4 separate regions of the Homo sapiens genome follow, and all the other regions are linked to region 2. The links are chromatin loops, found by intact Hi-C in ENCODE. Cell type or tissue: IMR-90. All regions are shown on one strand. Region 1 has its middle 62 kb from the start of LINC01450. Region 2 overlaps SUGCT (succinyl-CoA:glutarate-CoA transferase). Region 3 overlaps SUGCT (succinyl-CoA:glutarate-CoA transferase). Region 4 overlaps SUGCT (succinyl-CoA:glutarate-CoA transferase).

What was found. Peaks named below come from ENCODE experiments on the same cell type or tissue, not always from the same donor. Only the 100,000 strongest peaks of a DNase experiment are listed, where the experiment ranks them.
Region 1: it touches region 2 in a loop (5-fold over the local background); 2 of 110 quality-filtered maps call a loop at or near these places.
Region 3: a loop joins it to region 2, with 6 times the contacts of the local background. A loop is called at or near these places in 10 of 110 quality-filtered maps.
Region 4: it touches region 2 in a loop (8-fold over the local background); 4 of 110 quality-filtered maps call a loop at or near these places.

The regions. Positions count from the first base shown.
Region 1 is chr7:40,914,012-40,922,011 of GRCh38, reverse strand. It overlaps a transcript of SUGCT not described here. Among named protein-coding and RNA genes, the nearest start is that of LINC01450, 62 kb to the left of the region's middle. In IMR-90, no CTCF peak of the experiment used is centred here; DNase peaks (open chromatin) are centred at 3,061 and 6,691; H3K27ac peaks cover 928 bases.
Region 2 is chr7:40,760,664-40,768,663 of GRCh38, reverse strand. The region is part of intron 13 of SUGCT (succinyl-CoA:glutarate-CoA transferase); the gene reads right to left. Among named protein-coding and RNA genes, the nearest start is that of LINC01450, 220 kb to the left of the region's middle. In IMR-90, CTCF peaks have their summits at 4,643 (motif pointing left), 5,199 and 6,512; a DNase peak (open chromatin) is centred at 4,663; H3K4me3 peaks cover 464 bases; H3K27ac peaks cover 685 bases.
Region 3 is chr7:40,228,173-40,236,172 of GRCh38, reverse strand. All of the region lies in intron 6 of SUGCT (succinyl-CoA:glutarate-CoA transferase), which reads right to left. Among named protein-coding and RNA genes, the nearest start is that of SUGCT, 97 kb to the right of the region's middle. In IMR-90, a CTCF peak has its summit at 3,444 (motif pointing left); a DNase peak (open chromatin) is centred at 3,442.
Region 4 is chr7:40,600,795-40,608,794 of GRCh38, reverse strand. The region is part of intron 12 of SUGCT (succinyl-CoA:glutarate-CoA transferase); the gene reads right to left. Among named protein-coding and RNA genes, the nearest start is that of SUGCT-AS1, 58 kb to the right of the region's middle. In IMR-90, a CTCF peak has its summit at 3,766 (motif pointing right); no DNase peak of the experiment used is centred here.

The sequences.
Region 1 (8,000 bases), 150 kb before region 2:
TGTCTCTTTTGAATCTGCAACTTAACTGACTTCACTACGATTTATATTCATGTTATGGATATATGCAACTTCTCCAGGGTAGAGAGAAAAAGATGGCAATATTTAATTTTAATGTTCTAAATAAATGGCTGGAACTGCCACCTCCCTATTGTGAGATTGTCCTCAGCTCCAGTCTAGAGCCTTTCCTTGCATGCTCATACATGCACACACCCACACAAACCTCTCAAAGTGCAGTGGGCAACCTCACTTTCGAGCTGAGGCCCACGAAAAGCAGGAGGTTACAGCCACCACCCCCGGGGGTTGGTAGCTTTGGAAGCAGACAAAGGCCTCTGCAGGAGATGACAGCTGGGAAAAGCCGAGGCATCTGATTGTGCTGTTCTTGCTTACTGGGCTCTTCTTTGCCACTGGAGAAAGTTTAGAGTCCTGACCTAGCTCCAGGAGTTCTTCGAGGTGAAGAGTATTCCAGCCTACACTAAGCCTGGTCTCCCAGTGCCGCCTGCTTCACCTAGGTGAGATCTGAGCACCCTGATGACCTGCTTCAGTACGAAGGTGCACATGGCCCCCAGCCTCTCTCTACCTCCATGGAGGTTTTATTTCAGAACCCTTGCTATTCCCTCTCACTAGGACCTTTCCACCCTGGCGGAGTGCAGCAACTTTGGATTTTGAAAACACAAGGTTCAGGGACCTGTGCTTCTTTGTTTTTAAAAGGCCCCTATAGTCCACATACAAATTTATTCACCTCGCTTCCAAATAATATATTATTTTGTAAAAAAATAAATAAATAAAATAAAATTTAATTTAAAACCAGAATTTTCACCTTACAAGCACCTATTAAAGTGATTCTTACAATATGAATATTTTTGATTTATACTAACACATTTCCATCTGTATCCCTAGAGCACTGGCAAATGCAGGAAGGTGCCAATAACATCCAACCTGTGATGGGAGATACAGGCATAGAGTGTGGAGCTAACAGTACCTGACCCAGAAACAATTACCCTCAGGGCCAACACCAACCTGTCCACTTCCTTAAAGTGAGCATAGCACAGGAATACTAATCACAGCAATGGGACTGCAATTTAATTACCATCCAAATGAACACGCTTGGCATTTTGTTCTTTTCTTTTCCTTCTGAGGCTTTCAGAAAACAAGGTATTAAGTATTTAAACCTTAAACTTGCTTATCTTTCATTTTATTTTTATTTATCTCTTGGCTACATTCTCTCATGCTGTGTCTCCTTTGCTCTCTGATAATATCTAAAGGTAGTCCATCCTTTCTCTTTCATCTGGGGATCTAGAGATACATTGACAAATAGAAGATCTGCCAATCAACAATTTGGGAGGATGATTTTCCTGTTTAGACAAAGAATAATGAAAGAGAAAGAAGAAATAAAACCAACCAACTGACAAACAACAATAAAACTGAAGCCCAATTCATGTCTGAGGCTCTGACATGACCACATGCCAACAGGAAGTAGCTGGACCACCTCGCTTCCAAATGGGCTGAGTTGGGGGTGCATTTTTCAGTCATTCCTGGAGAAGTCCCACCCTCTCCTTCAGCCCTTTCTTTTTGGCAATATCAGCAGGTACAGGTCAGGTGATAGCAGATATTGAACTTTCCAGGGCTTCTGGTGATATTCTTGTTAATCTCACTCATAATTGTCATTTGTCCTGCACAGGGCATACTTTCCTCACAGAAGAAGCCAATTCAACGGGAGAAATATTTATCATGGGCATCATATATGCCATATCTAGGCACTTAGGAAAGAAGAGACCGAGATATGGTTCCTTCTATGAGAAAATGACAATCTAACCAGTGAGCTAGAAATATAAATGACTTCAACACAAGGTCATAAGTGGAGAAATAATTCTGGAATGTATAGGGGACTATGGAAGCACTCAGAGGGGCCTTTAACCAAGTAGAGGAGGTGGAAGAAGGTAGTCAAGAAAGATACCTCCGAGAAGGTGCTCCCAGGCTGAGTTATAAAAGAAAAGGAGGCAACACCATGATAAAAACTATGGAGGAAGAAAGAAGCATGAGCCACACACTGGATCAGCAAGATGTGTTCAGGCAATTGGAGCTAATGCTAGAAGGGAAGGTGCAGAAGGGCTGTTAAAGGAGCTCTGGGAGATGCATGTGAAGAATCAGGAGGAGTCAGGCTGTGAAAGGCCTGGCTGTGTTCTGAACATGTAGGACTTTGTCAGGTAATTGGGAGTTGTGGAAAAGTATTACACAAGTAAGTTAGATGGTCAGGTAGGTCCTTCTAGCAACAATCTAAAAATGTAGTGGGGTGGGGGCAGTGGGGAAGGAGGAAACTAGAACAAGGAGACCTGTCAATCAGTTATTATAATACTTCTGTATACAGGATCATAAAAGATAAATTAAGAAACCTTGGGTTGGAGTTCTGTGTATTTTATTAGCAACAATCTGAAATGTATTGGAGTGGGGGCAATGAGGAAGGAGCAAAGCTAGGATGAGGAAACCTGTCAATCAGTCGTTACAACACTTCTGTATACAGGATCATAAACAATATATTAAGAACCCCCCGTTTGGGGTCATTTAGGAGGTAAAATGAATAGGACTTTCTGAGTGATTAAACAGAAAATGGTGAAGATGGTTGATTCAAAGGTAATTTCCCAGTGCCTGGTTGAGATAATTGGGTGGATGCTGGCACCAACAAATAACAGACAATCCAGGAGGAAGCTTACTTTTAGGGAAAGATGAGTAGAGTGTTAGACAGAGTGAGTTTGAAGTGTCCGTGGGACATGCAGGTAGAGATATCTGGTAGTCCCTGAGCAAATGAGTGGAAGCCTGAGGAGAGGTCAGGGCTACAGAAATAAATGTGTGAGTTATCTGTGGCTAGCAGGTGGTTAAAGGCATGTGATTCAGTGAGCTCATCCAGAAAGAACACTTAGAATGAGTAGAGAGGAAAGATAAAACTCAGGAAAACCCCAGCAGCTAAGTGGATGGCGCTCCATGCCTGTGAAATAAGCCAGAGTGTGTCAGGTAACTTTTCTCTCATCACCACTTGTGAGGTAACTTTTCTCTCATCACCACTTGTGAGGGAACTTTTCCATCTATTCAGAGTCCCACAGATACCAGATCCTTCTGACAATGACATAAGCATATTTGTATAAAACAGTGATATAAGAGATTAAAAGTATTACCCTGTCTTGTGGAATTTAGACTCTAAGGAACTCTGGCTGTTTGAGTATTTGAATACCAAAGAAATGAACCACTAAGAATGGAATTTCAGTCATAAACAAAGATTTCTAAAGCTAGGATGGGCACCAAGGAATACATTCTCTCTCCCCTCCCTCCTTGTTCTATCCTTTTATTTCGATCATCTTCCAGAATTCTGGTCTCACTCAGTGGGTTCCATTGCATTTCAACCTGGAGAATGGTTATAAGGTCTGATAGAAGGTAATGTCTCTAAAACAAGTAGATTATTCCCATGCTAACTTGACTTTCCTCTTATCATCATAGCTTTGGGGCTGTAATAGACTAACAGATTTTTCTATATCCCCCAAACCTTTTTTTTTTTTTTTTTTGAGACAGAGTCTCGCTCTGTCGCCCAGACTGGAGTGCAGTGGCACAATCTTGGCTCACTGCAACCTCTGCCTCCCGGGTTCAAGTGATTCTCCTACCTCAGCCTCCTGAGTAGCTGGGATTACAAGCACACGCCACCATGCCCGGCTAATGTTTGTATTTTTAGTAGAGACAGGGTTTCACCATGTTGGTCAGGCTGGTCTCAAACTCCTGACCTCGTGATCCGCCCGCCTTGGCCTCCCAAAGTGCTGGGATTACAGGTGTGAACCACCGCGACTGGCCTATTTTCCCCTTTTTACCAAAGACCCTTTTCAGGGGGGTATGAGGAGATGAAGAGACTTATTTTCCACCCAATTTTATTCTCCTGCCTCTAGGCTCATGGCTAGGAAACATTTCCCACCTCTCCATGTAGTGATCCTCTAACTGGGTTTTCTCCAATGGAAAGTGCCTGCCCTCCTATATCTAGGCCTTCAGGATGTGGATGAGTATTATGAACTGAATGATTGTATCCAGCCAAAATATATATGGTGAAGTCCTAACCCCCAATGTGATGGTATTAAGAGATGGAGCCTTTGAGAGATAATTAGGATTAGATGAGGTCATGAGAGCAGAGCCCTCATTCTAAGATTAGTGCCCTTGTGAGAGGAGAAAGGGATGCCAGAGGTTCTTCTCTCTACCATCTGAGGACCCAGCAAGAAGGTGGCCATCTGCAAACCATGAAGAGGGCCCTCGCCAAAGGCCAAATCTGCCAGTGCCTTGTTCTTGGATGTCTCAGTCTCCAATACTGTGAGAAACATGTTTGTTGTTTATAAGCCACCAAGTTTGTTTTTGTTGTTGTTGTTATAGCAGCTTGAACTGAGACAACTGGCTTCTTCTCTCCTCCTGCAGCCTAGATCCTGGGTATGTCTGTAACTCAGTCTCTACCATGCAGATGATGGCAAGGCCCTAAAGGATGATGTGGTCACAAAAGGAGAGGAATCTGGGTGGCTGCGTACATCCCAGAGACCTTGACCTCTCATCTTGAACTTCTAGAGAAAAATTAACTTCTTGTTCTTTGAGCCTCTAAATTTGAGGAAATATTTTTATAAGAGTAACCTACTACCCTAACTTATGTATGGTAGAAACTGTGGGTAAGATGGGTAATAAAACCAAGAACTGCTCCTTCTTCTAAAGGGAATTACATAGTATTTTTCAATTATAGAAAACATTGTAAGGTCATTTTATAATGATTAGAAGAGTCGAAGATACAAAAAAAGTTTACTAGAGTTGACAGTCATGAATTTTTGTCCAAAGTCTTCCCCCATGGGGAGCTAATGCTTCTCAACCCAGAGGAAAAGAAATCTACATTGTATGATTGAGGAACTCCTGATGTCCCTCACTGGGTCTGTTGAATAATAGCTTATTGCTGTGTTGGACATTCCCAGGCTACTTTGTCAGACGAGAAGATTACTTAACATATTCAGTTCCTGGGGCCCTCTTTTATCTACAGTGTTTTTTATGACTCCTTATTTACTTGAACCAATAGATTCCGACATTCTGCACTCTTAGTTATGGTCAATCAATCATGTGTTTCTAATTCTGTAACTACTCCAGACTCCATAAGGCTTTGTCAATAGCTTCATGTATGGACATTTTTAAAGTATAATATCTGTGTGTATAAAGAAACAAATGAATAATAAATGTTAAAGCCTACACAGTCTGACCCTCAAAAAGTGCCAGTAGCATGTCTTTGTCTTTTCTGTACACATACATACAAACACATGCACATACATAAAGTTGTTTTTTAAGTAATTGAAAAATCAAACACCAGATAGTAGAATGTAATTAAAATGTCAGCTTACTGATTCAGAAAGAGAAGTATTCAAGTGTAGACCTAGATTCAGTTATGATAGGATGCTATTACCCACATGATGTTATCAGGATTCAGTTTATCTCTTTTCATCTGTATTGGCTTCATTCTCAAAAAGACTCCTCCTTCATCCTCACAAGATGTCAGAAGCTCATGAGCTACCTAATGCCAGGTTAAAATCTAGTAGTAACTAGTGAGAGTCTTTCCTAACATGGTCCACATCCTGGGATTCACTTTAACTGGACTTGCTCCATTCATACCCATCCTTCAATCAACCACTGCAATCAGAATGACTTAGGACTACATCATGCACTTCATTTCTAGAGCTGTAAGTGGACCCATACCTAGACTGTGTGGACTGAGAAGAAGTAGATCCCATACAAAATATTAGGTCTGGTACTGAAAGAAGAAGAAACAGGTGATGGAGAAACAAATAGCAACCACCCACTGCGGTTAATCTCTTGGCTGCCTAACATTCATATACAATTCTAGTGCTAATATGTATATCTGTGTGTGTGTGTGTGTGTGTGTGTGTGTGTGTGTATGTAGAGAGAGAGAGAGAGAGAGTGTCCCACATCCATATATGACATATATAATATACTCACTCAGTCTCCAGAAAGAAAAAGTAAAATCTCATTTGATGGTTTCACCCCACTTCAAGTTTAAGATTAATGGGTGATGTGCAGTTCTCACAAGGTACCCAACATGCCCAATATACAATGGTGGAGAGAGAACCAAAAAAACAGGGTGCGATGGGAAACATTAGTAATCATTGATTCAATGCATGTATCAAATTCTATTTTATTTACTTATGTATTTCTACATTGTCTGGAACATAGTAGGTACAGTAGTATTTGCTGAATTAATGAATGCACACACAGCTGGACAGGAATGGGAAGGGCTGCCTGTCCCAGCAGGAGAATGAGTTCCTTGCCCAGCTTGTCAAGTTCTTCCTGCTCTTCCCTCTGAGAGAATGGCTCCTGTCCTCTGCCTTTATGGCTACCTTTTCTGCTTTTGGTAGAATCCTCTTGGTCTTTTGTTTTCTGTGACCATATCTTAACACGGCATTGCCAAAACTGTCCCCATTATTAGCCTGTTTTTGTTGTTGTTATTACTGTTGTTGTTGACAACATTTCTTAGACCTCAGGGTTTTCTTAGAGACTAAACATTCATAGACAATTCCTCCTATGAATTGTCTGGCTCCTCCTTTAGGAACATTTGAGGTCTTACCTAGTTTCATATACTGAACTCCATAAGCCAGTCTCCAGATATCTTGTTGAGTCATGATCCTTGAAATTGGATTCCAGCCTGAGAATTTCTCTTTCTCAGTGATAAGACCGGTGCTCTGTCCATCCCTGAAGTCTTTCCCTTAGTGACCTTCGACTTTGTACTGCCCAGAGCAATTTGAAACAATAGTTGAGGTAAGAAAACTCATCTGGCACTCAGGCACCAACCAGCCGCACCTTAAGAATGTGGGTCATTATCCTCTTTGTCACGTAGGGAACAAGATATGCTCAGCAGTGATCGGAAAAGAAGTTAGCCCCACATTCTAATGGTATTTTCTGATACGATCCCTATCTTCCTGATTAGGTTTGCACTAATTTATGATTACGGTAAGAATAAACTTTTCTAAACCTGCAAAATTCCAGATCACCCAATTCTCATCTTCCTTATTTTACAGGGTTCATGCAGAAAGGCATCTCTTAGCCAAATTGTATTTTCCTTCCTCTCTGATTTCAGATATAGAAGGTTCAACATCAGTTTGTCTAATTCTGGTGGGACCTTTATTGTGCCTTCTAAAAGGCCACAAAAGGCAGGCATGTGTTTCAATATCCTGAATTTCTCCTCCAAATTCCATAATGCTGCAGCCTCTATAGGCCTATGGTTTGAGGTCTGAGATACAGCAGTGTAAGATATGGCTACACTACCAAACAACATAAAACGCCAACTTCTAAGCTGTGAATAGGGGTTCTCAGTGCCTTCCACTCTACTTCCTCAGCCTAGCGTTTTCATATTTTAAGATCTAATATTTACTATACTCTACTATACTCTACTCCTGACAATGATTTCTGTGTAAAGATCTTATCCGTGGTAAAGTTTTTAAATCTGAGGTATCAAGCATAGCCATTAATTGGGTGACAAAACTGAAAAGCCCAGGAGAAGACCTGGCTTTGTAGAGGGCTGAAAAGAAGGTCTCATCAGCCTTGTCCTAACCTAATGCTAGATGACGAGTTAGTGGGTGCAGCGCACCAGCATGGCACATGTATACATATGTAACTAACCTGCACAATGTGCACATGTACCCTAAAACTTAAAGTATAATAAAAAAAAAAAAGAAAAAGAAAAAAATAAATAAATAAAATGCATTGAGCACTGTGACAAAGGAAATGTAATTGGACTTTGAGTGATGTGTGTCACTCTTAGGACAAGCCTGGAACCCTTTCCAGACATTAGGGACTGAAAGAGGGGAAGGGGAAAATCCCCAGACAAAAATTAGATACGTAGAAGTGGTGTTGTCTGAGCTAACTCAAGAGTAAGCTAAAAAAAAAAACTGAAAAAAAAAAAATCTTGACTTAACAGCATGTTTAGTCTCATTGTCAAA
Region 2 (8,000 bases):
GGGCTCAGTTTTTAAGCATCCAGCCTGATCTTCACAGCAAGTATTCTTTTATGAAGCAACGTTTGCTATTGGTCATGTTGAACATAATTCTACCTAGAAATGGTCATAGAAAGATAGAGTGGGTCTCGGTGCTGTTTAAAACATTTAGGGGTTGTTGGCATTAAACACACTGAACAGATTCCTGGGTGACCTTGCCTCCTGGTCAAAAGGTGCCTCCCACGAAGTGGCCAAGGCGAGTTGAAACATCATTCTTATATCCTTTATGGAGAACAAGAGTCCATGGTGCCATTGAGGACTCTAGGAAACTCCCAAGAACTTTTCCAGGGACACAGGAAGCAGCCGAGGCTTCCTGCAGATTGCTGCTGTGAACCCTCCTTGAGCAGCCACTGCCTCTTCCACTAAAGCTGTGCAGAGTTCTAAGAAATAGGTAGTGAAGCAGCCTGAGGCCCCTGACTATGGAATCTTACCTGCTGAATGGAGGAGAAGAAGCCCAAGACTGAGCTGAAAACCTTATCTGGATAATATGCTGCTTGGTTTTCTGCCCTTTAATTCTCCTCCCCAATTTCTACAGAGCCTGGGACCCTGAGGGAGTATGGGGCATTCTTGGTCCAAGCTCAGATGACCCATGGCCAGTCCTCACTATGTCTTCAGACGCAGTCATGGTGCTCAAATGTGTCCTGAAATGAATTCCTACCTTTTGTTCAAGTTTTGAAAAGTCTGCCTTCTTCCCTTGGTCTCAGTTCCACCCTTAAAACTATTCTGGTAACTGTGTCCTTCCAGGATATGGGAAAATCAATGATTCCATCTCGTTCTTGGCTTTTTCTTTCTTAAATGTCAGGAATTGAATTCTGCTTTTGAATACTGGCCTTGTGGCTGAGGCCCTGCTATCCAGAAGGATTTACCTGAAGCCTCTGTCTTACCTATTTGCTAGGATTCTGTGATGTTTCTTGAACCTACGATCTCTGTGTGTTTTGTCCACTGCCTATCAGGGCACCTTTTCATCTCTTGCTAAATCTTCTGACACCATATTTACCAGTTACTGTGCCCCACCTGATGGGTCAGCATTCTTTCCATTGCCCAGAGGTAGGCCATCCTCTGCCACCACTCTGACCCACACCAGTTGGCCTGCCCAGTTCCAAGTTCTCACATCCATGGGCTGCTCCATCCTAATTAGGCAACTAACCCTGTCACTCTCCTCTGTGGTTTCATATCAGATCTGGGTCCCATGAGAGACCCTTTGGACCAATAGCATTTTGAAAAATGCCCCATTCAGATAGGTTTGGGAATGTTAGGGCTTAGGAATACCATATAGTTTTCTTTTATATCATGTGATTTACATTCTATGGGCATATATTTTGGGTACAAAACTCTATACAGATGGCTTTTTTAAGTTACAGGAATTAATATTACACCCTTTTGAGAAAAATTCTATGAAGACGCCACCTATGTTTTTTGTTTTTCTTTAATGCAGGGGGTCAATTCCTGTAAGCCAACTTGTTTTTAGTGTTGTGGTTTAAGTAGACTTTTCTCTTCCTTTGCAAAAGATAGATTCAAAAGTCTTAAGTCACTGGAACATTTTCAAAAGCATGTAATAAGTAAATAATCCAGACAGTACATATCTAAACATTTCTTAGGTTAGATGTGGAGATATTGCTGTTATGTAATCATCATCATCAATATAAGGCCTCCTTAAGTGTGGGCACCAGTTTTCATGCCTTTACTACTATATCCAGGCTATCGCTTTCATCCAATATTGTTAAATTCCCCATAGTGCAAATTAAATGTCACATACACAGTAATAATACCAGTAACTTACATTTGTATAACACTTAAAGTATTTGACTTGGAATTTCAAAATATGTCACGTGAACACATATCCACCTCAAACTGCATATATAGGCCAGGAGGATAGGATTGGATTGCTTATATGAAAAATATGTGTATTTGCTAAAATCTACAACTGACTACTGGTTAATTTTCAAATACTCCAGCAGTTCTCTATACATACCCTAAGAGAATATGGCAGGAAAAAATTATTTGCTTCAAAGCTTAATTCTTAGTAACATATTGAAGTTTACAATTTCTATTAGGAAAAATACTAAATTGACAGGATTTGCAGGAATTTAGATTTGCAGGAACAAAGAAAAAATGACAGGAATATCCATATATTAAATAAAGATTTTCCCAGCACTTTGGGAGGCCGAGGCAGGTGGATCACCTGAGGTCAGGAGTTCGAGACCAGCCTGGTCAACATGGTGAAACCTCATCTCTACTAAAAATACAAAATTAGCTGGGTGTGGTGGCATGTGTCTGTAATCCCAGCTACTCAGGAGGCTGAGGTGGGAGAATTGCTTGAACCCGGGAGGCAGAGGTTCCAGCGAGCAGAGATCACGCCACTGCACTCCAGCTGGGACAACAGTGTGAGACCCTGTCTCTAAATAGATAAATAACTAAAGATTTAAGGTTGAATTTAGTTATACCAGGACTGACAACAGGATTTGTATATAGATGATATGTATCACTTTTTCTACACTTTTGAGGGCTTCATGGTTTCAACTATATTATGTTGGAATTCAAGTATAAAAAATTATATTACAACAGAGTTCTGTTGTCTTTAAATAGGAGAGCACCGAAATAAACTTTTGCCTTTTCCCACCTCACACGAAAGGTTGAATGTTGACATTTCCTTTCATATATGTGAAGCATTTAATAAAGGTAAAAAAGAGTAGTCCAAAGAAAATACATGGCTGAAAACTTAGAGGGTGATGCTTGATATTCAAGAAAAGAACAGGAAGGGGCCTTGTGGTCAGAGGGTTTCCCTGCATCTGAGAGAAGGCGCCCTGGTTGACTGGGTGAAAGATTTAGACTACTTCAGAAACTGCTCAAATATGAGTATCTCCTCTACTTCTTTTTAACTCATGAATTCCAGTTTCTTCCCCCTGTATGGGCCTTCCCTTGGTCTTTATTATTACCTCCTAAACCCTTTACATAAGGACAAAGGAAACTTAAAAGATAAAGAAGAACATAATTGGCAATTTATATTGGTTTAGAAACCTCTTTTTCTAAATAGCTCATTTTTCTTTCAGCTCCATGAATACCCAAATCGTTAAAGTAGATGACTTTATAATAGTTCGTTATTTTTTATTTTTTATTTTTTATTTCAGGAGAAAAACACAGTTTTTAGGGTTTTTTTTTTTCTTTAATGGCATGTCCCTGAAAGCATTTGTATCAGGCTCTTCAGATTCCAGGAAGGAGTTTGAATGTAAAGAGACCAAGAAGCATTTTCAAGCCATTTTTTTTGTTTATTTAGTTTACTTTTTTTGAAATGAAGAGAATCCAATTCCATAGAAAATACCTTGGTATTTCAACTGGAATGAGAACCTCTGGTTTGGAGAGTCCACAGTTCTAATCTGATTTAAGACCAAATGTATTTACATGACAGTTGTTTGTATTTGTCTTACTGGAAAATTTCACAACTAAAGATTTAGAAAAAAGGATCAGAAAGAAAATTATCTGTAATTCACTACAAATGAAGAGAAATTAACTAATAAAAACTATTGTTAAATCTCATTGAATCTAAAATGCCAAATATGAAATAAGCTGTCACTTACACATTCTGAGAATGTAGGGACTCTACTGCTATAAGCTGGCAAAGGAGATTATGAAACCCCACTATACCATTCTGATTATAACTTGAGATACCATAAGCACAAAGAACCTCTAGGATTGGAATACTAGAGAAAGAGGAGCCTCCACACCACAGAAAGAACACTGCAGCCCCAACCTGTGGCATGCTTGGAAGAACTGTGTGTGAGTCCCAGCTGTGATCTTACTCCTCTCCAAGAAATTGACAGCTCACCTTGTACAGAAGGTAGCAGAGGGATGAAATAGGATTGGAACTACCTCTATCAGGAAGGTTGACAGGGAAAACTCCTTAGCCAGTTCAATGCAGTAAAACAGCCCCAATTAAGCTTCATTTAACAAATATAATCTTTGGGATTATATTGTTTGGTTTCAGACTCTACTCCACCCTACTCTCTTGAATTGATTCCAGAATAATTGTTTAAGTCACTTATTTTTTTTTAACCTTCCTGTCAGGTCTGTTTTTTCCATCAGTACTAATATACCATTTATATTTTTTTTGAAGAAAAGAAGAAAGCCTTATAAAGATAGCCAAATAAGATGATATATATCATCTCTGCTTAAATCCTGCTATGGAACTGAATTCCTCATATTTGAAATGTGTCCCATGAATGTAAAAGACATAAGCAGTCAGTCCTGATGGCTAAAAAAGGTGAATGAGGTAACAGTAACACTGATGGGCTGTTTGTCTCAAATGTCCCATAAATAGAAATGTGAAATTAATTTTTTTCAATCTACATTCTCTCTACTCAAGGAACAAACTCCTCAGTGGTGAGCTGAGGTAAGGCATTTAACAGGGAATGGTTGGAATTTGAGTTGTCATTTCCATGCTCATATTTGGGAACTTCTTGCAGAAATAAAAAGTATACTTAAGTGCTTATTTCCAAAGTTTGCTGTGCAACTCAAGAACACAGGACCACACTTTTTTTTGGTGGGGGTGCTTTCTGTTTTCCACTTTCTAATTGAGCCTATTGAAAAGACCTCCCTCTGCTGTATATATGCTGCAGGACAGTTGGGGAAGAGCTTTACCCTAGGCCTGCTGTTGCAACAGCTGGTGGCTTTGGCATTTTCATATAAACACGCAAGCCGAAGAAGAATTTCTCCTTTCTAATTGGCCCCATTCCCCCCTTCCTGGGACATTCCACAATGCCACCAACAATGAAGTGCTCAGAAAGGAGGAATCGTTTCTGTTTATGTGAAAATAGATCCTAACTCCACGAGTGAAGGGAAGAAATAACACAAAGCTTCAAAGACCACAAAGAGAAGTTATAATCAAATCTGGATGCTGTTTCTGAGATCTGGCAGTTCTCCTCCATATACCATATGAATGCCCGGTGAGCTGGAGCCAACCGCCCTTCCTTCTAGCCTGGCCAATCTCATTCTCTGTGCAACCTTGGGCAAGCTGCTTGCTGAAGCCATGCCACAGGATTATCTGTGTCAAGCCTGAGTAACACCCCTGGTGACCACCCACTCTCAAACATGAGCGAACCATTTCACTCTCAGGAGTGCTTCATATAAACTAAGCCTAAAGTTTATAAAAGTGATAATCAAAAAATGCCTTCAGGAGGCAGTAGAGCATCGCAATAAAAGGGCATGGATTTCTGAGTAACTCAGAAGTGAATGCAAATTCTGACTCTGTGACTTTCTAGTTATGTGACCTTCCTCGGGCTATTTAATTTATCTGAGGCTCAGTTTGCTCACCTGTGAAATGAGGATTCTAATGCCACACCCCGAGAGTCCATGTGCTGATTAAATACTCCTGTATAAAGCACCTAATTCATATTCAGGCTCACTAAGTGTTAGCGAGTGTTATCAGGTGTGCCCTACAACTAGCCTTATTGTGGCTTACACTATCAGGTGTAGCTCCACATACAGTATAATACAATGCATAAAATTTTTTATGCTGGCTGGGAGGGGTGGCTCATGCCTGTAATCCCAGCACTTTGGGAGGCAGAGGTGGGAGGATCACCTGAGGTCAGGAGTTCATGACCAGCCTCGCCAACATGGTGAAACCCCATCTCTACTAAAAAAAAATACAAAAATTAGCTGGGCATGACGGTGGGCACCTGTAATCCCAGCTACTCAGGAGGCTGAGGCAGGAGAATAACTTGAACCTGGGAGGGATAGGTTGCAGTGAGCTGAGATCATGCCAGTGCACTGCACTCCAGCCTGGGCAACAGAGTGAGATTCCGTCTCAAAAAAAAAAAAAGAGAGTTGTTTTATGCTTCTTACCGTCAAAGATATTACTATAATTCAGCTTGGGGGAAAACATGTTTGGAGGCTTCAGGCAACCTGAATTATAGCAAATTAAATAGTTTTCTCTATTTTTCAATCTCTGCTCCTAAGAAATATGAAAATGTATGCATCCTTTTTAAAGAAAAATAATCTGTTGACACCAGGATGTTATCAGGAAGAAAAGTACCTTTCCAAGTCTTTATCCAAATAACACAACTGATTTCTCCGTATCATGGCAGCCAAATCACCCCTACTGTTAAATACTGTTTCCCTAATATACTTCAAGTTTCCCTTTTGGTGGTAAAAGCCTGTTTCTTCTCATTTGCCACATTAGGCAATTAATTGGGTATTTATAGGCAGCTATCATAAACCTCACTGTCACCGCTACTAGTCATACATCTTAAATTCCCCACATCTTGCTACTTAAAACCTACCCCTTAATCACCTCATCATCTTTGTCACATTTTTAAAGTTTCCTTCCACTTAATCAACTCCATTTTCTAAGCTAGAGTACGAACAATTGTGCAGAATTCTCCTCATGCAGCTTTACTGAGGCTCAATGAAGAGGAAATGTTTTCTTCTTAAGTGATTTCTTTAGATCCCAGGATAGTTTCTGCTTCTAGTGCAAGAGCATCACCGTGTGAGCTATTCCTGATCTGCACGTCAGTGTTACCTTCAATCCATTTCCATTATTAATGCCTTTCCTTGTCAAATGAAGCTCTTCTGGTGGGGGCTGAGCCCACTAGGAGTGAAATCACCGCCCCCCACTGGAGGTCTCTTACCACACAGGTTCCCCGGGGCGTGCTCCTGGCCAACCCTCTCCCGCCCAGTGTTCATGGGTATTCCGCTGTCATAGCAGAAAGAACCCACTTTGACGCTCCCCGGGAACATTGGACCCTTGAGCTAAAAAAACAAAAGAAAATCCTGACCCTCGGAGGACGGTCAGTTTTCTTATTTGGTTTCCTCTCCCTTTGTTAGCACAATCCAGCCAATTTCTCCAGTAAATGACCATTACAACTTGTCTCATGTGGCTCCAAGGGACACATGTTCCTAGTGGGGTGACCCAAAAATCACTTTTCCACAGGATGTTAATAAGCGCTCTGAGGGAAAAAGGGCTCTGCTGTCAAATAACTGCAGGAAAGATGGTCTTCGATATCTCCCTCTTAGGCAAACACATTTCAGACTATCAATGCTTCTGAGAAATGTCAAAGTAAAGAAAATTCACTGACCTTTGCCTAATGCAGGTTTCCCAAAGTTGTTTGACAAAAGGGTCATTTTGTGGTGGGACAACTATTACTATTTCAGAAAACTAGGGTCCTCTAGGCAAGGAACATTTAGGAAATGCTGTGCTCTATCATGGGCCCCTCTCTAATTTCCCATAATTAAGCTGTTACAGTGTTATCTATGACCTCTGCATTATTTTCACCTGCATGAACTGTCTGAAAATAATGATTTTGGAGGAGGCTTTCACACTGCGTGGTCTCCATTGACTTTATACACAAAATATTTATCCAAGAGCTCCTACTTGGAAAACAAACAAAGGGGCCAGTTTAGCCTCACGTCCATCTGGCAGTGGCAGCCTCAGGATCTCCCAGTCCTCACTGTGTCTTATTTGACTGGTCACTGTCACATGCCCCATTACACAGTGCTTCTTGTCAGCCAGGACTTGGCACAGAGTAAACACTGGATAAACATTTGTTAAACGAAAGGATGATTTGTTTTATGTTATTTCTTAGAGAAACATGCGTGATTGTTTCAAGGTTTAATGGTTGAAAAATTAATGATGTGGCTAGTTTTATTTTTCCCCAAGACTACTTGTTACTGTAGATGAAGCTACGAGTTTATTAACTATCTATACTGTGTTTCCACTTAATCCTTCTATGTGCTGAGCACTGGACATTTATTATTATTTAATTATTATAAGTTGCAGTGAGTATTTGGTCTTCCTGTCACAGATAAGAAAGCTGCCACTGAAATACGTGAGACAGCCTGTCAATGATCTCCAAACATAAATTGCAAAACCAGGCTTTGAGCTCAGGTCTCGGTGACTAAGCCTACATGCTCTCCATTCTAGCCTATTTTGTATGCACACCACACATGCATTCTACATGTACACATGAAAA
Region 3 (8,000 bases), 530 kb after region 2:
GGCAGGAGAACTGCTTGAACCCGGGAGGCAGAGGTTACAGTGAGCCGAGATTGCACCACCGCACTGCAGCCTGGGCAACAGAGAAAGACTCTGCCTCAAAAAATAATAACAAAAATAAAAATAAATAAAGGTTGTATCAGAAGCTACATAAATTTGTCTCCAAATCCTTCATATCAAGCAGAGTGACCCAATGAAGAGCTTTCCATACACATCAGCTACTTGCTGATATTCCCTGCATATGCTGCTTTAGGAAGGCCATGAAAGGGTTGCCTGCAAGCCTTGTTTCTCCAGCCACCTGGAAGACTCTCCCTCAACCTTTTGTAAAAGAGCACCCTCATTATATATGTTGCCACAGCACTTATCACAATAGAAACACAATACCATTATTTGTTAGATTTATTTTGTCTCCTCCCTACTAAAGTGTATACTCCAGAATGTTTTTCTGTTTGGTTCACTGCTGTATCCCCAGCCTCTAGAACAGTGTTCAATAACATTTATTGAAGGAATGAATGAGTGCAAAAATATTTTATATAAAAATAATTTTTTGGCTGGATGCGGTGGCTCACGCCTATAATCCCAGCACTTTGAGAGATCAATGCAGGCAGATCACTTGAGGTCAGGAGTTTGAAACCAGCCTGGCCAACATGGTGAAACCCCGTCTCTACTGAAATTACAAAAATTAGCCAGGCGTGGTGGTGCATGCCCGTAGTCCAGCTACTTGGGAGGCTAAGACAGGAGAATCGCTTGAACCCAGGAGGTGGAGGTTGCAGTGAGCCAAGTTCATGCCACTGCACTCCAGCCTGGGCAATAGAGTGAGAGTCTGTCTCAAAAAATAAAAATAACAAAAATTTTTTTCAAAAACAATCTATAAAAAGTAAATAAATAAAACCACAAAAGTGAGTGATAATCACCAATTAATCTACCCAGATGCATTCGCCACCAGAAATGATCTTTGTCACAAATAAGAGTATGTAAAACAAACTCCACAGATAAAATTATCACTTAATATGAAGGAATTAAAATAATTCAAGATTATAATTATTGATGATTAAAAAAAGGTGTTAAAACATGTCTCTGCTTATGTTTTATCTTGGAAAATTTCAAATAAAAATAGATAGAATATATAATAAACCCATCGGTCAACTTCAATAATTATTCATGGTCAATTTTATTTCCACTATGCCTATCTTTCAATTAGAACTGTTACATGAAGAAAAAATAAAACCATTATCTTTTTCTTTTTTTTTTCTTTTTTCTTTTTTTTGAAACTGGGTCTCACTCTGTCACCCAGACCGGAGCGCAGTGGCACCGTCGGGGCTCACCGCAACCTCGACTGACTGTGTTCCAGCAATTCTCCCCCCTCAGCCTCCCCAGTAGCTGGGACTACAGGCACACACCACTACACCCAGCTAATTTTTGCATTTTGGGTAGGGATGGGATTTCACTATGTTGCCCAGGCTGGTTTTGAACTTCTGAGCTCAAGTGATCCACCAGCCTCAGTCTCCCGAAGTGCTGAGATTGGGCATGAGCTACCACGCCCGGCCACATAAAACCATACTGAAAAACCCAAACGTCTTGATTCAGGTAAATTACAGTTTTATCTCCCAATATCAATAACAAAATGTATAAATTCTTAACTATTACTTTCTCAGTCTTTAGAAGAACAAAAATGGGATATGAAGCAAATAAAGAGAAATAAACTATAAGCCAACATTCTCTGTGCAGAAATAACGCCAAGTTTTAGAGAATGAGTTCCAGGGCAGGTAGTGTGCTGCTGTAGAGGGCACCCTGGCCCGGGATTCCAGCCTTCAAAGCAATGGTTTTCAAACCACTGGTAGTCCCCAGCACAAAACAAGTCTCCAGGAACAGAAAGAAGCTGCCACCATCGGCAGGAAGGCCTGTGCACTGTGAACCACCTGTTATCTCAGCAGGAAGTCAACAAAAGAAATTAAGTTTCAGTTAACTCTAGGTTCGGAAAATCAGGTGCTTCTGGCCAGGAGCCCAAATCCCTCAAATGGGACAAACCCAGGTCCCTCACCATCAGTGCAACTCTAAAAGGACTCTTCTAAATAAAGGCCTGCAGGAAAAATTCTCTTTTTGTTCAGCTTAGAACAAGGGAGAGACACAAATATCCTAATTACTTTAAATTACAACTTCTAAGTATTTCTATTAAAGAGAAAAGGAATAGTTGCTCTCATTGGAAGCAGTAAAGTATAGGGAAAAAGGGGAGTTTTAGGATTAAAAAAAATCTGGATTCAAATTATAGTTCTGCCAACTATTAAATCTTTGACAATTCATTCAATCTTCCTAAGCCTCAATGTCTTCATCTGTAAAATGGCAATATTCACATTTATCTCATAGATTTCTTATGAGGATTTAATTTGATTAGATAACACAAGCAAAATGAATTTTATATCAAGAGCTAAATATACATAATTACTAAAGATGCATTAATCAATGTATAAATAATATATTAGCTTACCTTTTCTACAAAATGTTGAGAATAACAAAAAGAAAACTACCCTGAGGTATGTCAAATGATGACAATAGACATCTAAGCATTTAAATTATGTTGTTTAATAAACCATAAAAATTAAGATATTTTGTACGTGGAATCTTGCACTTGTTCATAATAGCGAAGAAGCTGACAATAATAATAATAAACGTGGCTCTCGCCTGTAATCCCAGCACTTTGGGAGGCCGGGGTGGGTGGATCACTAGGTCAGGAGCTCAAGACAAGCCTGTCCAACATGGTGTAACCCTGTCTCTACTAAAGATACAAAAAATTAGCCAGGCATGGTGGCGCATGCCTGTAATCCCAGCTACTTGGGAGGCTGAGGCAGGAGAATTGCTTGAACCCGGGAGGCAGAGCTTGCAGTGAGCTGAGATCGTGCCATTGCACTCCAGCCTGGGCGACAGGGCAAGACTCCATCTCAAAAATAATAATAATAATAATAATAAACATATATATTCCATAATAGGAGTCAAAAATTATTCCACATTTTCACCTTATACTTGTAACTATTTAAATACTGACTACCAGTACTATGAATAAATTTTATGAGAATAAATAAATAAAATTTTAAAGCAGAGAATGAACATCAAAATGGTATTTTACTAAGATTACTCTGTTGGTGATGTGCAGAATGAAATTATTCATTAATAATTTAATGAAGAGGTAGAAAAAATGTTAAGCCTGGGATCCAGATAGTTCCTTTAAATTTTATTTTTAGCTTTACAATTCCAAAAACAACTATGATTAAAATCTAAATTAAAGAGGAAAAATGTATGCATATCGATTCTACTTTATATTCAAGTAAAGAGCTAAGAAAAATCAGGGAAGTTATGGAAAATCAGAGAGGAATACCCAACACACATTTTCTTTCTCTTTCTCCCTCTCTTCCACTTGGTAATTCACATTCATTTTAAGGAGCAACCTCGCCATCTTGTGGCATTTATGGACACTGAAAGCAAAACGTGAATTTCTAGACGTTGGTAAAAACGTACAGGGAGGAAGCTAAGGGGAAAAGATTTATTATCTCTTAATATTTTCCCTGAGTGCCATATGATCTGGCCTGCCTACCCCATTTTTCTTCTTAATTATGTCTGACTTTGTGTTTTCCCTCTCTCCCATCAGTGCTCAACACACTGTCTTGTTAATGGTTATACTTTTGGAGGTCACAGGTCCCTTTGACAAACTGGTAAGAAGCTATGAACTCTCCTCAGAAGAAAGTAATTGAATACATGCTCATACTCTTAGAACCCCACTCATTAACCCCTGTTGCCCTGGGTTAAGAGTCAGGTTAACGACCTTCAGTAGGTCATCACTGCTCTAGGCCTGGAGAACCTCAATTATCAAAACAACTCTCCCGACAGGGATCTGTTCAAGGACAGCTTTGAGGCTTCCAAGCAACCAAGAGACTCAGGATGAGGCTTTCACTTGATAATAAAAGGAAAAAAGAGAACAAAATAAAGTATCTCTCATCTAGACTATTCCATTAGCCACCTGTTTCTGCTCTCCCTACCTCATTTTTGACTCTTGTGATCACAGTGATTGACTGATTGATTGATTGAGACAGGATCTTGTTCTATTACCCAGGCTGGAGGGTAGTGGTGTGATCTTAGCTCACTGAAGCCTCAAACTCCTGGGTTGAAGCAATCCACCTGCCTCAGCCTCCCAAGTAACTGTGACCACAGGCATGCACCACCACATCCAGCTAATTTTTAAAATTGTTTGTAGAGATGTGGTGTTGCTTTGTTGTCCAGACTAGTCTTCAACTCCTGGGCTCAAGCAATCCTCCCACCTCAGCTTCCCAAAGTAATAGGATTACAGGCATAAGCCACCACGCTCAACCATACAGTGACCTTTTGAAAAGGTAAATCAGTACACTACTTTCCTGCCTAAAGCTTTTTAAGGGCTTTCCAAGTCACTTAAAATAAACCTCCACTCTTTATCCTGGCTTAGAGGGCCCCACATGGCTTGGTTACTACCTACTCTTTGGCCTCAGCTCGTCTGTTTTCCCAATGCCCTATCTTGGGCCCTGATATTGTTTTTAGTGTTCTCCACAGCTTATTCCCAAGGTGGGGCCTTTGCACAACCTAGGATGTATTTCTCTCCAATCTTCACATGGCTTGCTACTACATCCTCCTCAGAGAAGCTTTCTCTACCACCCAATCTAACATAGACTCCTAGGAATTCTCTAGCATTTTATGATATTTTCATTCTCTCTAAAGTACTTATCACTAGTGGATACTTTTATATTTTTGATGGATATCTCTCTCCTCTAGAATGTTAGTACCCTGAGGCCTGTGACCAAGGTGACTGTTCTCTGCAATATCTTTAGCACCTAGAATTACGTCTACCAGTAACTTAGCAAAAGCATGTTTAATAAATGAGTGAATGTGAATATATAAGTCTGGGAATAAAAACAACACTTGTTACAACCGGCTATAGGACAGAGATAAACCTCTGCTCCCTCCAGTGATGTCTGAAATAACCTATTGAGGGTAGAGGACTCCTGGCAACTGAGTTTCTGAGGTTCAACTGTTGGCATTCCCCAACAGTCCATATTTGGTCCTCTCTCTTCTCATTCTCATCTCTCTAATGAATCTCATCCCTTCTAAACAAGATACTGGAAATTCCCGTATCTAGAATAACAATGACAACATTTATCAAGTTATTGTGTATTAGACACTCTGTTAGACTTTTGTCAATTATTTGTTTAATTCATATAACAACTCTATGAATTATCCCCTTTTTACAACTATAACTGAGACATGGAAAGGTTAACTAACCTACTCAAGGTCACACAAATAGGAAGTAACAGAGCTTAGATTTGAACCCAAGTCTGGGTCCTTAAATAAAAAGATGTTTATATATATTTATGCATGTATGGACATCTCCACCAGAAAGTCCAAGGGAATGCAAGCTGACAACCCCTAAGAAGAAGTTATCCCACTTAAGTCACATTCATATGCCACCAACCCAGACTGCTCCTTCTACATTCACTAATTCAAACTGAAGGAAACCTAAGGGCCATCCTGGACTCTATTCTTTTACTTCCTGCCTATATCCAATAGATCACTAATTCCTAATTATTTGACCTGCCAAGTAATTCCCAAATCCATCCAGCCTCTCATGTCCTGCGATAGCCTGCTTACCACTTCCCCTGTCTCAGTTTATTCTTCATGTGGCTACAAAAGCCTTTCGAATTTGTAATTCTAATCAAGACATTTCCTTATTGAAATTCTTACGAAATTGCCTGTAGGATAAAAATAACAGTTCCTTAGCATGACATACTGAATTGTTTGTGACCTAGCCCCCACTCACTACCTATATCTTATCTCTGGCCACCACGTGACATGCATACTTAGAATAGCCGTTCTTCAGACATGCAAACTCTTTAATTCCTCTGGGCCTCTATACATGCCATTTCACTTGTGATCCTCATCTCCATTGTTTGTCAGTTCAAGGACAGCTCAAACCTAGCACTCTTTAAGATACAGACCTGGTCAATGATAGGTTACTAGAGACAAGAAAGAAGCAGGTTTCAAAGAGGACTAAGACCTATCCTGGTAATGAGTTCAAAAACAGTGTATATTTAAAAGTAATACCATTGTTATTAGCTAGAAGGTTAAGATTAATATTCTAAGCAACTACAGAAACTCCAACAATAGACTGTTTACCTCAAAGGAGAATAAAATGCAATAAAATGTTTCATAGTAAGTAATGTAATTCTTCAAAATGTACATACATACCTGGATTCTGTTTATTTCTCTACTCATTTTCTAGTGTAGGATGTTTCTGAATTAAAATGATAGGAGGTATAAACTCCTGATGCTTTTTTTTTTTTTTTTTTTGAGACAGAGTCTTGATCTGTGACCAGGCTGGAGTGCAGTTGCACGATCTCGGCTCACTGCAGCTTCCAACTCCCAGGTTCAAGTGATTCTCCTGCCTCAGCCTCCCGAGTAGCTGGGACTACAGGCACGCAACCACCAAGCCCAGCTAATTTTTGTATTTTTAGTAGAGATGAGGTTTCACCATGTTGGCCAGGATGGTCTTGATATCTCCTGACCTCGTGATCCACTTGCCTCAGCCTCCCAAAGTGCTGAGATTACAGGTGTAAGCCACCGCACCAGGACTTTTTTTTTTTTGAGACGGGGTCTCACTCTATTGCCCAGACTGGAGTTCAGTGAAGCAATCTCGGCTCACTGCAACCTCCACCTGCTGGGTTGAAGCCATTCTCCTGCCTCAGTCTCCCGAGTAGCTGGGACTATAGGCGCATGCCACCATGCCCGGTTAATGTTTGTATTTTTAGTAGAGACAGGGTTTCACCATGTTGGCCAGGCTGGTCTTGAATTCCTGACCTCAGGTGATCCACCCGCCTTGGCCTCCCAAACTGCTGGGATTACAGGCGTGAGCCACCGCACCCAGCGCATATTCTTTTTTAATATTTATTTTCTTATCCATCCACTAAAAAGGCCTAGAATCAAAGACTAACCCAGTATCACTGAGATTCCTACTATCAGACAGTAGTATGTAAATACCACTTCCCACTAAGAGGAACTAACAGTCCTTGAAGAAATGGCTGATTCCAGGATGGGGCAGGAAAGGTACAAAATGTTCCTGGAATATCTTGTTTTACCAGAAATCAAGGAAGCTATCAAAAATTATTGGTCATGTCAAAAAGACGCAGAAGCCAACCCGGAAAGGCCTTTACTGGCCTGAGAATGTGAGCATCAAGAAGGATAATAATTGCAATAAATTGAAGCACATCAAATATGCTCAATATTGTGGGTTCATAATGATATTACAAAAAAAAAATAGCCATCACTGGTAAAGCCTAGGGGAAAATTCATTATTATGGCAATTGGTAAATAAAGGGAATGTGCATCTCTCCTGCCTATACCTCAGGGTAATCAAATAACTGATCAGAGAAAGAGTCCCCTTACAAAAGTTTCCCAACTAATATATGAAGAAGGAATGATAGAACTAGAATAGCACATTTTGTAATTCCTAATAAATTCACAGATCTGGGAAATCATCATCAATGCCTGCCAACATCACAGAGAAAGTAATGCCCAGCCATTATATGCCTCTTAGTGGAACTGCACACCACCTTCTATGAAGTATTTTTGGCCAAAAAAACAAAACAACAAAAACACACACACACACACACAAACCTGAACAAGTTATAGATCAGTTTATAAAGAACAAAAAAAAATTAACATCACAGGAATTCAGCAAAATCAAAAAACACAACAGAATAAATTAACTGGTTTTTTAAACAAATTTCAAGAAAAAAGACTGAGAAGGAACTATAAATTTAAAGTCTTAAGAAATATATAACTCAACTACTATGATTACTTTATTCGGATCCCAATTCAAATTACCAACTAAACAAAAGAGAGAGAGAATTGGGAAAAATCTGAAAAACAACTGTATATTTAATGATATTAAGGAATAATGACAAAAAAGGAAAGAAAGAAAGACCAGGTGC
Region 4 (8,000 bases), 160 kb after region 2:
TTACCATTTTTGGCTCATTGGTAAAACAGACTTTGTAAGCTTATTTGTGAATTCAACTATTGTACTAAAGTACAAAAGGACATAATTGAGATAAACTAAAAAATATAATAAATGGACTAAAAACACACCGTTTTCACAAGGGAAACCACTATTTTCTAGGCTGCATTCCCTAGAGCTAGAGAAAATACTTCTAATGAGCTTTGAGTAATCCCATAAATTGAAAACCTAACCTTGTAATGCCTGATAGTAATCTAAACTACTTAGCTATGTTTTGTATTATACCACAAAACAGTGGTTTGTTCATGAAATGTAACAAAATATCATGTGTTACTCATACTTTGGCCTTAGGCTTACATGTGTTGAAACCATAATCCCCAACGTATTTCAGAGTATGTTTGGACAACCAAAGTTACCCTACGAAAATGACCCAAAAGGAAAACCCTATTCCATTAAAAACACAAATTGCTAAGAGTTAAATGTTTAAGTATTGCCTAGAGTGTATAAGGAAGATTTAAAATATAGTGTTCATTTTTCCCACTTAAAAAAATGAAAAAGGAACATTCAGGAACGATGCAGGAAAGTTGTAAATTAGCTATATCCTGATCTACTTCATGTATGTTACATTACGTAATGTGGAAGAAACGAGATACTACATCCCAACAAAAGGCTGTTTGATACAAAGAGCTTCAGATTCAGAGAGAAAGGGGCTACCTTGGTTCTAAATTAGGAAGACGTTTCAGGGTAATGCAGAATATCAGAAACTAATAATAGAACTCACAGGTTGAAGACCCTCAAGTCAAAATACCTGAAGCCCATCTTGGAAATATTCATGGACATTATTGAGGCCATAAATTCTCCATAGACAGGGCTATGGTAGTTAAGAATGTGAGCAGCAGTATCAGGTAGAAACATGTCTAAAACCCAGTTCTGTAATTCACTAGGTCTATGGCCTTAGGAAAAGCACTTCACCTCTCTGGGTCTGAATTTCCTCTTTTCTAAAATGGATACTTTTCTCCCAGAGTTGTGAGGATTAAATGAGATGGTGTATGCAACATGCTTAGTAAATTTCCTGGCACCTAGTATGCACTCAACAAGTCTTAGCTACTATTATTGTTGTCATTATTATTGTTTTATGAATAATCTTCATGATTTGGGGACTTAACAGGGTAACTATGATAAAAGAGCTCAATACATGTTTACTAATTGAACTGAGCTCTGTGGCTAAAAGCTTGAACACTTACATTGCTCTACTTAATTATAAAGGTAACTTTTAAAGTAACATCATCCAAACTCTGGGAAATACTGGGTTGGCCATCAAATAAGACTGGGAAACGCTAGGTTCCTGCAGAACTTCTCAGAGTCTTCAATGTCACAAGGTAAATTATAAAATTCAGCCAGGTGTGATGGCTCACACCTGTAATCCCAGCACTTGGGAGGCCTAGGTGAGAGAAGCACTTAAGCCCAGGAGTTTGAGACCAGCCTGGGCAATATAGTGAGACCCTGTCTCTACAAAAAATTTAAAAATTAGCTGAGTGTGGTGGTGCATTCCTATAGTTCCAGCTACTTGGGGGGCTGAGGTGGGAGGATAACTTGAGCCCAGAGGTTGAGGCTGTAGTGAGCTATAATTGTATCACTGCACTCCAGCCTGGCTGACAAAGTGACACTCTGTCTCAAAAAAAAAAAAAAAATCCAGAAAAAGCATACAATAAAGCCTTCAGTGTTTCTCAAATTTATTGCACAGATTCCTCACCTGGAAAACAATTTTACAACATGATCTCTACATTCCTCCCTCCTAATTAAAAGGTTAGAATATCAAGCATTTTTCTGATCAAATTATGCATATGAATACATAAAAAGGATGATTCTTCTTCGAAAGCAAAACAAATTAGAACTTTCTGCATTTTCCCTTTCCAAGGCCCACCCAAAAAGGACTCAATCTCTGATGCTCCATCATGTATATAACTTAATCCTTTAACTTAAATAGATCAAGTTCATCTAGAGTTTATTTTTAAGTCATTTCTGATTTAATATGGCTTTTTAAAAGCTTACGTTGGTTGACATTAAATCCTAGATGTTAACGCTGACAGGTTCCATGATAAAGACTTGATCATGTAAGAGTAAAACATTTTTTGAAAAACTTACTTTTTAGTAGGTTTCTTATTAAGACAAAATGTTACCCAAATCCAAATCCTCAACAATGTTTAATGTGGTAAAAGCAGTTAATGAAACTGTCACTTTAATCTCCTAAGTAAAAGGGAAGCAGGAAACAAGGAAAGGCTCCATTTGCCTCTATTCCCCTGTATTCCACACAAAGACGCTTCCTGGATGCTCTAGGATCCCAAATCTCGCCCTTTTGCATTTTCTCTCTCTGAGCTGAAGACCCTGTTTCCATCTGTGTAGTGGGTATCCTCACACGTGGTCGCTTCAGTTTCCATATGCCCAAAGTGAAACTCACGACTGCAGCACCAAACCTTTCTCAGCTCATCCTGTTATCAGTGTCATCCACACTTTCAGTCTTCTTCAATGCTTCCTTCTTTGTCATCCTCCACCTTCAATCAACTTTCTGCCTCTTAGAAAGCTTTCCCGTTAATCCTTTCTCCAGGAGCCCCACTCTCTTTGTCCTTCTTCTTTTGTCTTTTCTGCTCCAACAGAAGGTAGACAGCTTCCTGTTGCTATTTTTGACATTCCTCTACCCTCTATCCATCCACTACCTTCCTGAGAGATGTTTCTAAAATGAAAAGCAGCCCTCACACTCTCCTAGTGACAGTCGTTCAACGACTTGCCTTCTCCGACTGAATACGATGCAATCTGCTCAGCATGCTAGACAAGGCACTGCACAAACTGATTGTAACCTACCACTCTAGCCCACCTCTCACCAAGCTCCACTCCTTGGACTCCAGCCTCTCAAAAGGCCCTGTGAGACACACACACACCATTTCTTCTACCATCTACTATCTGCCACGCCCAAACTTGTCTTACTGGCAAACATACAAGTATCTTTCAAACATACAAATATCTTTTAATACTTACCTCTCACCAGCCTGCAGAGCAGATCCTAACTCCTACCCCTTCATAGTGTTGTTATTCCCATCTCTGTGTTTCCCTCGCAATTAATATCTTCCTTTATTAGTGTGTTTTTTAAGTTCTCCTCTGGACGGAGTTTCTCAAGATTGTAGGTATTCTCTTTTCTCCTCCATTTCTGACTGCTCTCTACAGCCCTACACAATGGCAGGTACATAGTCGGTGCCCATTCATGTCTGTTCAGTGACTGAAAAATAAATGAATGAATCAAATCCAAATAGATTTTAAGGCTTTGATTTTAGAAAGAGCTATGTTAAACATAAGGAAAGCCACACAAATATGCCAAATCTTGTATTCTCCAAAAAAACACGGAATATCTTGAGTGGAAAGAGTGAGTTACTAGGTAATTCTTTGTGTGGGTCCATTTGTGTCTGTGAACATAAAGACGTACACTTTGGTGTATTGTGCCACTGAACTGAATGTCATCAGAGCAAATGTAAAGCCCCATTCCACGATGAAAGGAAACTGGTGGCTCTGAAGTTGATTGGAGTAAAACATAAAGTAAGTTATCATTTGTTTCTTTGACATAAAATTTCCCCAAATAACTCAAGGCTGTATTTCCATGGCCATCGTCTTATGCTGGTAGAGCATCACTCCTGAGAGGAAAATCTGCCCCCGTGTTAGCAAAAGCTTGAAATTCTTTAAGCCAGGCGCTGAGAGGCGGACGCGTGTGCTGCTCTGCCCAGCAGAGGGCACACAGCCCCCAATACCGTGCAACGCCGGCCATCAAAGCGGGCTGGCAGGACTGGGTGAAGTTGTTCAACAAACCCAAGCCTTTGAATCCGGGTCAGCGTGCTGACCTCCTGTCCTTGCCTGCTCCTTGGCATTCTGTTCTGTTCTTCCCACTCACAATGAGGTGTTAGTGAACCTCAAGCTCTCAGGCAAACCCGTTTGGGAGCAAATAGGGAGAGGGCAAAGGTGAGGCTCTTCACTCAGGAGTGTGATGATTTCTTGGAAAAGGAAGCTTTAACTCACTCCTACTTGGCCTTACAGTGACAGAAAGCACCCTAAACTGGCTATAGCCTACATTCTAATTCTTTCTTTCTGTAAGTGAATAAGGGACGATCAAGGTGGGGGTTTTCAATAGGCCCCTGTCCCCAAACTGAATGAAAATGACTCTCTACTCTTACTGATTTGGTTTAAATATCTTAGGCATCGGAAGTGTAACGTTAAGATCACTAGTCTATTAAAAGGCTCAATGGCATAAAGTCCTTCACCTAAATACGTTATTTATACTTAATGAGCTTGTAGAAGAGGAGCGAAAACATGACATCCTCTCACATTCTAAAAACAGATGCTTCTGTTGATCTATGTAAGAGGAAGGGCCAGTGATCTAGAAAGAAAAAATTAAAAATACAAAATAAACCAAGCAGATTCATGTAACATTCAAGGAAACCTACAAGTTCCCACGCTTTTTCTGAGAAAAGCAAGGGACCATCATAGGCCTTGCAGGGAGATTGCTTGTCTGCTCTGTTAATCATGAAACTTGTTAAGAGGGAGGAGATAGCAAGGGCCTCGGGCGAACACTCAGAAAGATGTCACAAAATACTTTTTTTCTTCCTTCAAAATATGCCTCAAGCACAGAAACGAGAAGCCTGCCCGGAATTTTACCCCCACATTGAGGAACCTCCCCCACTCCTATGCAAAGGTCTAGAAGCAGGAGGGAACATGGCTACTGAAAAATGGTGGCCACCTCAGGATGGGCTAAAGAACAAAGTGGGGACTGGGGATAATGAAAGATGAAGGTTGGTGTAACTCACTGTAAATAGCGCTAAGGATATTATCTATATCTTAAACTCACGAGAAGCCACTGAGGAATTTTAAACAGGGGAATGACATGAGCAGATTTGCATGTTGGGAAGATCATTCTAGAAATAGAAAATAGTGGGGCAAGTTTATGCATATCAAACATGAAATGTCAAATTAAATTTCATGCTTACTAATTATGATAGGGCATGGCAAGATCATTAACTTATTTTTGAAAAGCAGGACATACCAAATAAGAAGGGGAATTTTTCTCATTTCTAGTCCACTTGACTTACACCCTAAACCCAGGGCCTCATGCCTTGAACAATGCTAAGGGCTACTATTTATGCAGACCATAAGGCTGAGAACCATCTAAATCCAGAATAAAATCTCAAGGGATTTGAGATTTTATCAGTACTATCCTACTTTCAAATCATAAAAGTATTATTCATTATACAGGAACTTAATTACACAAAAAAACTTATGGAACAGCTACTATATTTAATCCATTGTACTAGACTCTTTTGGGAACTCTGAGATCAATAAAATGTAATCTTTGTCTTTAGAAATTCAGAGACTACTTCAAATCAAGTAGAGGAAATCACTTCTTTTTTATTGGGTTTATGGGTAACCTTGGGCACACAAGAATACCAAAGAAAGCACTTTCGCTATCATTATGCATTTGTCATACATATTCCTATGTATCTAAACCCTTTTAGTCTCTTAACATCCAATTATTCAAGTGTAAATATAGAGTCTGAACTTTGGAAAATCAAATTTAAATCAACATATTTTCTATACTCTCAGGTTGCATTTCTTTGAAAAATAGAGGTTACATATTCTTAAAAACACATGAGCACCAACTAGAGGATAACTGTAAGTGAAGAATATATTTAATTCATCCTAGAATTTAACTTCCCTAGAAGTTCACATGAGAGTTCTGTTCCCCTCAGTCCTATTTATGCTCAGAATTACTATGCCAGCTCCTTGTTCCAACATCCCATCACTACTGCAGTTCTGAAAAGCAGCCACCCAAGACTGTTTGGGAAATTTCTACCATTTCTAGAAGAAAGTGAGAATATCCTAAGAGTGTCATCCTGTTGGAAAATCCTACCACTACTATGAATAATGTCTAGGATGGGATTGCTAATCCCATGGAAGGGAGAGATAGTACATACACCTAGAAATGATTAGAATGGATGACAAAAAGAACAGAAGATCCCAGAAGGGAAGGAAACAGTTCCAGTAGGTTTTCATGAGGACACTATGACTTCCTACTGTTGCAAGCCAAAAGAGTGAGGGTCATGATCAGCTCTGTATACCACTGGAGGCTATATGAGTAAACAGCAAACTGTTCTCATGAAAGCAGGATGTTGGCAAACTGACAAACTGAGTCTGTGGTCCAGAAGGAATACTGAGGGCAGTCACAACCCAGGCACAAGTGTTTCTTGTGAATAGACACATCTGAAGCCTGTTAGCAATAATGTGAACCTGTGATCAGTCAAGCAGCTGACCAGTCGTTACCTCCTCCTCCCTGCTCTTTCTACCCAATAAATACGAAGGGCTGTAAAGGCTCAGGGCTGCTGTGTTTGCTCACCAGAAGCAGGGAGCCCTCTTCTTCCCCCCGACAGATCCCTTCATTAAAACAGTTTCTTTTAAGTTTTCATTTCTGGGTTCATCCCCCTTCATTCAGTCCCGTGGTAACCATGGCAAAGCACAGCATCCTACTGCCTCAGTAACTCAGGTTTGGGGGTTGGTTGGTTGGTTTTTCCCATGGCTTAAGTATATAACCATGGTTTGAGGGTTGACCTATAATCTGATCCTACATTACAGCAGACACAATTGAGAGAGGAAACAAATCTATTTCACTCAACAGAGTTGGGCTGAGATTACTTAAAGTGAAACCATGTTTAAAATTCTAAGTATTGTTATATGAAGAGGTCTCCAAGGTAAAAACTTGAAAGAGTATGTCTATAAAAGTCCAAAGAAACTATTTCTAAATGAAAATGTTGAGTGCTTTAAAATGCGAACTCTCAGGCAAAGGGCAATCCTTTTTTAGATACACTTTGAATTTGGCAATTTGAAGGGTTAGATCTTATTTGAAGGGTTAGATCTTAGAAAAAGGGTGTCCAATCTTTTGGCTTCCCTGGGCTACATTTGAAGAAGTATCTTGGGCCACACATAAAATACACTAACACTAAAGATAGCTGATGAGAAAAAAAAAAAAAAGTCCTCACATTTTAAGAAAGTTTACAAATTTGTGTTGGGCCACATTCAGAGCCATCTAGGCTGCGAACTGTCTGCAGGCCGCATGTTGGACAAGCTTGTCTTAGAGGCTTAGGCTTTCTCATGCAGAGCTGCTGTTGTCAAATACTAGAAGACAAAGCGTAAGGTTCCTGTGATACTCCACATCATGGAATTTCATGGTAATGAACCACAGCATAAAGCCAGGGTACTTTGTGGTTCATGTAAGTATTTCCACAACAGACTCAAAACCTTCAGAAAATGTTTCTAAGCAGTATTATTTTATCACTCAGAAATCCATTACATGAGTACCTCAAAGATTTGTGGCAAGGACATGTGTTCTTGACGGTTACAGTCCACAGGGGAACCTGGTGTCTGCAGATCCCAGATCTCTCCCTTTGCCAATCAAATGAGCTAGGAACTTCAGGTCAATACAAGACAAAAGGTAAACTAGAATAACAAGGAGTTTTTAGATTGTACACCCCAATGCCAAACTCTACAGATTCCCACCTGGAAGCTATTTCCTAAGACATCCAAATAGCAAATACTGAACTATTTGCTACTAATACATCTGGCCATTCAAAGGGTCCTGCACATAGATAAACTAAAGAAATTTTGTTTGCCTACTACCATAAGCAGTTTTGAACTTCATATAAATATGGGACTTAAAAAATATCCTTTTCTCCTCTTTCTTTCTAGAACTGGCTTCAGATTTATAGTATTCCATTTATGTTGCTATATTAGAATGACAGTGGTACATTTCATGTTTTGACCAAAAACTATTGGAACATAGTGTTGAACATAAGTACCTTAAAAAGTACTTAACTGCCCCCTCCCCCATATCAAAGTAAAGATAGCTTAAAAACAAAACAAAATTGTCTCTAACTAGACAATTCTGAGCATCATCCTCATGCCACAGACATATCTAC